Regions from separate parts of the Homo sapiens genome. Here region 1 is linked to region 2. A link is an interaction called in ENCODE POLR2A ChIA-PET data of the cell type or tissue named here. Cell type or tissue: OCI-LY7. All regions are shown on one strand. Links, peaks and the distances in the headings refer to the core of each region. The heading gives the core; the rest is flanking DNA. Region 1 has its middle 47 kb from the start of COQ2. Region 2 overlaps COPS4 (COP9 signalosome subunit 4).

The links. ChIA-PET counts read pairs that join two places held together with the same protein. Peaks named below come from ENCODE experiments on the same cell type or tissue, not always from the same donor. Only the 100,000 strongest peaks of a DNase experiment are listed, where the experiment ranks them.
Region 1: POLR2A ChIA-PET joins it to region 2 with 5 read pairs; 3 of 35 experiments call an interaction of 5 or more read pairs at or near these places.

The regions. Positions count from the first base shown.
Region 1 is chr4:83,235,849-83,240,247 of GRCh38, reverse strand. No RefSeq gene overlaps it. Among named protein-coding and RNA genes, the nearest start is that of COQ2, 47 kb to the left of the region's middle. In OCI-LY7, for the core only: no CTCF peak of the experiment used is centred there; a DNase peak (open chromatin) is centred at 2,477; H3K4me3 peaks cover 258 bases; H3K27ac peaks cover 704 bases.
Region 2 is chr4:83,072,228-83,076,626 of GRCh38, reverse strand. It overlaps COPS4 (COP9 signalosome subunit 4), which reads right to left. Exons shown (of 10, transcript NM_016129.3): 10 at 809-1,330. The coding sequence ends at 1,197. Among named protein-coding and RNA genes, the nearest start is that of COPS4, 39 kb to the right of the region's middle. In OCI-LY7, for the core only: a CTCF peak has its summit at 2,425 (motif pointing left); a DNase peak (open chromatin) is centred at 2,406.

The DNA.
Region 1 (4,399 bases), core at 166-4,165, 160 kb before region 2:
TGTGTGTGTATGTGCACACACGTGTTTGCGTGTGTGCATGTGTATGTGAGTGTATGTGTGTGGTGTGAATGTTTTCAATATGCATCAAGGGCCTGGACAATGTGATATATGCGTGTTTGTTACTTTTAATCTAGAAATAGGAATTTAGCATTTGAAGTGCCCTAATCAGGAATATACTCTCCAGGATAGGTTTGAAATGTTTTTCTCAGGTCTCCACATTCCAGAGGACCTGTTACAAGTGGTTTGACTATTGCTATCTCAATGTACTAGTTGTTAATATACTTTTAAAATGATAGAAATAGTTTTCAGTTGGCAAAATGTGCGATGTTTAAAATATGTGGATTAGCCAGGCACAGTGGCATGTGTGTGTGATCCTTCTCAGGTGTCTGAGGTGGGAGGATTCCTTAAGCACAGGAGGTTTTTGTCTGTTTTTGATTTGTTTTTGTTTTGTAGAGAAGGTGTCTTGCTATGTTGTACAGGCTGGTCTCAAACTCCTGGCCTCAAGAGATCCTCGTGCCTTGGCCTCCCAAAACACTGGGATTATAGGAATGAACCACCATGGCCAGCCAAGCCCAGAAGTTTGAATCCTGCCTGGGCAACATAGCAAGACCCCATCTCTAAGAAAATAAAATAAACTTAAATTTAAAAAATAAAATGTGTGAGGCCGGGTGCGGTGGCTCACGCTTGTAATCCCAGCACTTTGGGAGGCTGAGGCAGGCAGATCACGGGGTCAGGAGATCGAGACCATCCTGGCTAACACGATGAAACCCCATCTCTACTAAAAATACAAAAAATTAGCCAGCATGGTGGCAGGCGCCTGTAGTCCCAGCTACTCGGGAGGCTGAGACAGGAGAATGGCGTGAACCCAGGAGGCAGAGGTTGCAACGAGCTGAGACCACGCCACTGCACTCCAGCCTGGGCGATAGAGCGAGACTCCGTTTCAAAATAAATAAATAAATAAAAATAAAATAAAATATTTGGATTAATTAGCAATACTGTAGAAGAATCTGTGTCCTTATATGTATAGAAGTGCATAAAATTTATGAGCCCAGCAGCCTATCTATATCTTTCAGAGTGGTCTTTGTGGCTCAGGCTCTGATTTGGACCTGAAGATTCTGCTACCTATTCTGAATAGTAAGTGAGCTTAACTTGGCTCTAGAATATTATTGCATCTGCCTTGATTAATTCTTTCCTGCAAGATACTTGGCAGTGTGCCAATGGTGGAGACAACCAGTTTTCTACCAAATAGTCCATTCTCCTCTTCTTCTTAGGTGCTTGGCTACACCACCCAATCCAGCTCACCTAACAGATAGCTGTATTCATGTGGCTAAGTTTCACCTGATGGCATGTGAGTAGAAGAATGTATACCTAGATTTCTGGGCCTACACCTTAAGAACATGAATATGCCTATTCTGAGTTCTTGTTCCCTTCTTGCCATTTGGTTGGCTAGAACTTTGCTATGCAGACAACAAAAGGCCCAGAGAGTAGTGCAGAATCACGTTGGAAGGAACCTGAGCCCCTGAGTGGCTCATGAAGCAGACCACCTGCCACCTTGGAACATTCACCTTGGACTGTTGCTTTAAACCACTGTATTATTATTACAGCAGCTTTTCCTTATCTCATCCGATACAGTGCCTAAGGGACTGAGCTGAGCTTGTAAGAAGAGCACGCCTGCTTGCTAATGATTACAGCGGTAGCAGAATTCCATCTAGGGCTGGATACCAAGGTAACATGCAAACATTTAGTGAGTCTGGGGGGAACAGCAACACAAAGCCCTACCCTACCTCTTACTTTTAGAGGCCTTCAACATCTCCCAGTAAGAATCTAACAGGTGTTTAAAAATGCAGATTTTGTTCACAGCTAATATTATACACTACAGTGAAAATGGAAAGCCTTTCTTCTAAGATCAGAACAACGCAGAGATGTCCATTCTTGCCACCTCTATTCAACATAGTATTGGAAATCCTAGCTACAGCAATTAGGCAAGAGAAAGAAATAAAAGACATTCCCCAAATAGGAAAGGGAGAAGTTAAATTACACCTGTTTGCCAATAACGTGTCCTTATATATAGAAAACCCCAGAGACTCCACCAAAAAACTGTTAAGATAAACAAATACAGTAAAGTTGTAGGATCCAAAATCAACACACAAAAATCAGTACACTGAAAACTATTTAAAAAATAATTAGAAAAATAGAAGACACAAATAAATGGAAAGATAGCTCATGCTCATGGACTGGAAGGATTAAAGTTGTTAAAACGTCCATATTACCCAAAGTGATCTATACAATGGAATACTATTCATCTACGTCTGGGTGCCTTAGACTGCAGAATTATCTGCCCAAACCACTTGGAGCCTATTTACAGGGCTAGTACATTCTCTTTCCTGATTAAGTCCTCCTAAGGGCAGACTGCACAGCTGGAGTACACAACCCTAATGGCTAAGGATGCCCAGGGGACACACATTTTATGAAGTGGGTGTGGTTAGAGCTTAGCTATGCAGCATCAGGTGTCCACACATGTGTCCACAAAGCCCTTTGTAGTGTAGGATGGGGCATAGGTAGAAATAAAAGAGGAAATGCCCTCAGACCAGGGATGGGCAGCCAGGGAGCCAGCTGTCTCCATAATCTGGAGACCCCAAGAAGTCTGAGAATTCTAAATAGGAACCTGCCCTTCCAGGTTATTATAAAAGTGTATTTGTCAAGATGTGAGGGTAGAACATATTTTATTTAACAGTTCGTTACAAATATTTAGACCTGGCCGGGCACGGTAGCTCACACCTGTAATCCCAGCACTTTGGGAGGCACCTTTGCCCTAAGGGCCTTCAGCAGAGGCATTTCCACCAATGAACAAGTCATCAGTGTTACCCTGCGTCCTACTTACCATCTTTCCCTCCAACTCCAGGCAAGCCTGTCTGCAATCTCCCAAATCTTATACATGTTGAACTATTGTGGCTGATGATGCCAGGGTAGGTAATCATGAGAGCAGCTAAAGGGAGACCATGGTGTTGCTAACTTAGCAGAAGCCTGGAGCTCAGAGCGAGTGCAGGGTAGCCAGAGTGGCACTGGGTGGGGAAGTGGGTGGAAATGCGGGATTGCTTTCTTGATTTCTTTTTAATTAGTTCATCCTGGTTATATAGAAACTACCAATTTTTGTATATTGGTTTTTGTATCCTTCAACTTTACTGGATTTACTTATCATTTGTAAGACTTTTTTGGTAGTCTTTAGGTTTTTCTAAGTATAAGATCATGTCATCTGTAAAGAGAGACACTTTCACTTCTTTTCCAACTTGGATTATGTCCTTATTTCTTCCTCTTTCCTAATCGATCAGGCTAGGACTTCCAGCACTATGTTGAATAAGAATAGTAAAGGTGAGCATCATTGTCTTATTCCAGTTCTTAGAGGAAAGGCTTTTAGCTTTTCCCCAGGTGGTATGATGTTAGCTGTGGGTTTGTCATATATGGCTTTTGTTATTTTGAGGTATGTTTCTTTTACGCCTAACTTGTTGAGACGTTTTATCATGAAGGATGTTAAATTTTATCAAATGCTTTTTCTGTGTTTATTGAGATGATCATATGGTTTTTGTCCTTCCTTTGGTTAATGTATCACATTTATTGATTTGCATATGTGGAACCATTTTTTGCATTCCTGGGATAAATCCCACTTGATCATGGTGTATTATATTTTTGATGGTTGTTAGATTTAGTTTGCTAGTATTTTGATGAGGATTTTTACATCTATGTTCCTGAGAGATATTTTTCTCTCATAGTTTTCTTTTTTTGTGTGTCCTTGTCTGGTTTTAGCATCAGGTAATGCTGGCCTTACAGAATGAGTTAGAAAGATTTCCCTCCTCTTTAATTTTTTGGAATGATTTGAGAAGAATTAGTGTTAGTTCTTTATAAGCTTGATAGAATTCAGCAATAAAGTGATCCAGTTCTGGGCCTTTCTTTGTGGGGAGAGTTTTTATTATGATGTAATCTCATTATTGGTCTGTTGAGGTTTTCTGTTTCTTCCTGGTTTAATCTTAGAAGGTAGTATGTTTCCTGGTATTTAATCAATTCCCTCTAGGTTTCCTAGTTTTTGAGCATATAGTTGTTCATAATTCTCGCTGATGACCTTTTGCATTTCTGGTGTCTGTTGTCATGTCTCCTTTTTCATTTCTGATTATGTTTATTTGGATCTTATCTCTTCTTGGTTATTCTAGCTAGCAGTTTATCAATTTTGTTTTTCTTTGCAAAGAACCAACTTTTTGTTTCATTGATCTTTTGTCTCTTTCATTATTTATCATTGCGGTTTGGTGGTTTTCTGTAGTGGTAACATTTGATTCCTTTCTCTTTCTCATTTGTGTATCTGCTATGCCAGTGAGTTTTACAGTCTTATGTGTTTTCTTGATGGTAGACA
Region 2 (4,399 bases), core at 319-4,318:
TCTGTTTTTAGTAGAGACGGGGTTTTGCCATGTTGCCCAGGCTGGTTTTGAACTCCTGGTGTCAGTGATCCGCCCACCTCAGCCTCTCAAAGTGCTGGGATTACAGGCATGAGCCACCGCACCCAGCCAGTAACTAGGCTTTTAATATGAGGCTTTATATTAATTTGGATAGGAGCTGGGCTGTATTTGAGGTTTACTGTAGCTGTCATTGTTACCATTTTACTTTTTTATATATATTTATTTTTACCATTTAAGAAAATATCTAAATAATTACCATTTTAGTGTTCCTAGCAGTCACTGACCAGCAGCCTCTTCTCCCAGTAAGCTGATCCCAATTGTGATTCTCTGTATTTGCCTGTCTCTCCAGGGTTTTGAGTGGTGGTTTGTCCTATGACTTTAATTCTTCCATGGATCTAAGAAAAGCCATTGATATTCCAATCTGTACAGTTTTTTGTTTGTTTTTGCTGTGAGGAGGGATGTGATGACTTCCAAGCTCTTTACATGTTGGAGCTGATACTAAAAGTCACCTACATACTTTTTCAAGTCCTTTCCCCATGTTTTTCTATAAAGCTCAGCTAAAATAACCCTCTGTGGAGGCCTTCCCTGACTTCTCTCTCCTAACTGAAGAGCTACTCTCTGTGTGCTCTAGTAGCTGGAGCAAATACAAGTATTAAACTTACTGTCTCTTGGCTCTTTGACTCTTTGGATGCCTGGAGAACAGGCATTATGACTCATCTTTGTATTTCTAGCATAGGGCATAAATCAATGTCTGCTGAACCGAAGGAAAAGGGAACAAAATACTCTTCGCTAACTAAAAACAAAGTACTACTTTTATTTGGCTCATTTCTCCATTTATTAGAATAACCACATTTGGAGAGGCATGAAGCACTTAAGTTTTACATGACTACAAAGTTATCACAAATCTCAAACTTTTTAGCCACAGATATTTCACCTCTGTTTAAAGAAAAAGCTTTCAAAACATCTGAGTTAGCTTAATACACAGAGACCCTGAAATATATGGGAACTACATATTTTAAATGCTTGTACTTCCTGCTCTAATAATGTCTTCTTTAAACGGAATCCAGCATAAAAGGGATTGAAATGTATAAGGTCATGATGCAAATGCTTTGGAGATAGTGAAACTGATCTGCACAACATGGAAAAAGATGTCATGTGCACAGAAGTTCTGCAAGGATTCACTGAGCCATCTGGGCTTCCATGGCTTGTGCTGTCCATTCTGGTGCTGTTTGACTAATTTTCTCCAAAAGGTTATTCACTTGGAAACAAAGTGATTGGATCTGCTTATCCCACGTTGGCAGGGCTTCTCGTGCTAAGGGGAAAAAAAATGTACAAAATTAAAATTATTCCTTTGTATTCACAGCAACTGTGAGTTAAAAGATATATACTTTTTACATGCCTATTCTTGGAAGAGGCATGTTCCTTTTAAATACCTAAAAAACAGAAAAAAGCTATTCAAAAAAAATAAAAACAATAAATACTTTTCTTTTTTGAGATGGAGTCTTGCTCTGTCACTCAGGCTAGACTGCAGTGGCAGGATCTCGGCTCACTGCAACCTCCACCTCCTGAGTTCAAGCGATTCTCCTGACTCAGCCTCCCAAGCAGCTGAGATTACAGGCACCTGCCACCGTGACTAATTTCTGTATTTCTAGTAGAGATGGGGTTTCACCACCTTGGCCAGGCTGGTCTTGAACTCCTGACCTCATGATCCACCCGCCTTGGCCTGCCAAAGTGCTGGGATTACAGGCATGAGCCACCGCGTCCAGCCAATACTTCTATTAGCTTTTAAAAGTCTAAAACTCAGGCCAGGCATGGTGGCTCACGCCTGTAACCCCAGCATTTTGGGAGGCCGAGGCAGGCAGATCACCTGAGGTCAGGAGTTTGAGACCAGCCCGGCCAACATGGCAAAACCGTGTCTCTACTAAAAATACAAAGATTAAAGAATTAAAAAAAAAAAAAGAAAAGTAAAAATACAAAAATTAGCCGGGCGTGGTGGCGGGCGCCTGTAATACCAGCTACTCGGGAGGCTGAGACAGGAGAATCACTTGAACCCAGGAGGTAGAGGTTGCAGTGAGCCAAGATCGTACCACTGCACTCCAGCCTGGGCGACAAGAGTGAAACTCCATCTCCAAAAAAAAAAAAAAAAACCTCTAAAAAATCTTGGCTAATAAAACTAAGCTATTTAAACAGCAGTTAAGAAAAGTGTTTTTTCTTTTTTTAAATTTCTAGCATTTCAAAAGTACCCAAATTACTGGCACAAGGTATAAAACAAATACATACAGATGCATGTTATTACTACTACTAGTGAAAACGAAATAAAACCGACTAACCCAACAACCTCAACCACAACAAAAAAAGACTGAGGCTGTCTTTTCATCACCAAGGCTTGCAGATTCCTAAGACACTGCCACCTACTGGGGAAAGCAAGTCTGTTTACACATTCAAATCTGTACTTGACTGAAGGATAAATATCATACCATTTAAATCCCTCAAAAAAAGTCATCTTGAATCCACCAGGGTTTTCTCTTACCAACACTATATAGTTAGAAATAAAAAATTGAGAGGAATGTCCCATTCAAAACAGTACCAAAATTTACAAAAAAGGGCACATATTTAGTGAAAAAGCAACCTATAAAATCTTTTTTTTTTTTTGAGACGGAGTCTCACTCTGTCATCTGGGCTGGAGTGCAGTGGCGCGATATCAGCTCACTGCAACCTCCACCTCCCAGGTTCAAGGGATTCTCCTGCTTCAGCCTCCCAAGTAGCTGGGACTACAGGCATGCACCACTACGCCCAGCTAATTTTTGTATTTTTAGTAGAGACGGGGTTTCACCATGTTGGTTGGCCAGGATGGTCTCAATCTCTTGACCTCGTGATCCGCCCGCCTCAGCCTCCCAAAGTGCTGGGATTACAGGCGTGAGCCACTACGCCCAGCCGCAACCTATAAAATCTTAATAAAGGGCAAAAGATAACTTGAGTAGACACAAATCACATTCCCAGGTGGAAATATACAATAACATAAAAATATCAATCCTTCTCCTTTAATAAATAAATTTAAAGAAATCCCAAAGACAATCCCCCTTTTTTTTTCTATTTTGCTTTCTAACCAGGCCAAAATTATTAAAGTTAACATAAAAAAATTGGTGTTTGAGAATGGCCAAGATAATTCTGAAAATGAAAACCAGTGGTGGAATTGAGGTATATACATCCAATGAAATGCTATTCGGCTATAAAAATGAATGAAGCACTGATTACCTGCCATGACATGGATGAACCCTAAAGATACTATGCTGAGTGGAATCAGCCAAAAGGTCACATGTCACATATTGTATGATTCCATTTATATGAACTATCCAGACTAGGTAAATCCAGAGACAGAAGATGGATTGGTGGTTGCCAGAAGCTGGGGGAAGGAAGGAATGGAGAGTAACTGCTTAAAGGGCAAGGGCTTCCTTTGGAAAGATGAAAATGTCGTGAAACTAGACAGAGATAGAGGTTGTACAACATTGTAAATATACTACAGGCCATTGAATTGTTTACTTTAAAATGGCTACTGTTCTGTTAGGTGAATTTCCTTCTTTTTTTCTTTTATCCTGTAGAAATGGGGTCTCGTTATGTTGCCTAGGCTAGACTTGAACTCTTGAGCTCAAGCAATTCTTCCACCTCAACCTCCCAAAGCATTGGGGTCACAATCATAAGCCACTGTGCCCAGCCCATGTGAATTTCAATTTAACAAAAAAAAAGGAGTGGGAAGCAGGAGTTGCTTTACCAATACTAAAATTTATTATAAATTTGTTTATTACCATATTATTGCAGATCAGTGGAACCAGAGTACAGAAATAGATGCAAACATATATGTGGAACCTAATCAGATATGTCAAAGATCACAATTTAATCAGAAAGGATGTTTTATTTAATAAATGATACTTGGATAATTGGCTATTCACCTAGAAAAAAACAACTAGACCATAACCTAAAATTATCCACAAAAATGAACTGTAGATGGATTAAATTCCTAAATGTAAAATAATATTAGAAAAATTTAGGAAAACACTAGTTTTATTCCAAGGTAGAAGAGTCTTTCCTAATCAATACAGGAAATTCAAAAGCCATAAAATAAAACATTGACCTATTTGAGTGCAAAAAAATTTAAAAATGTGTTTATGTTATGTATTGTCTTCCAGAAGAAAACCTGACAGAATTCGGCCGGGTGCAGTGCAGTGGCTCATGCCTGTAATCCCAGCACTTTGGGAGGCTGAGGCAGGCTGATCACCTGAGGTTGGGAGTTCAAGACCAGGCTGACCAATATAGAGAAACCCTGTCTCTACTAAAAATACAAAATTAGCCGGGCATGGTGGTGCATGAGCGTGGTGGTGCGTGC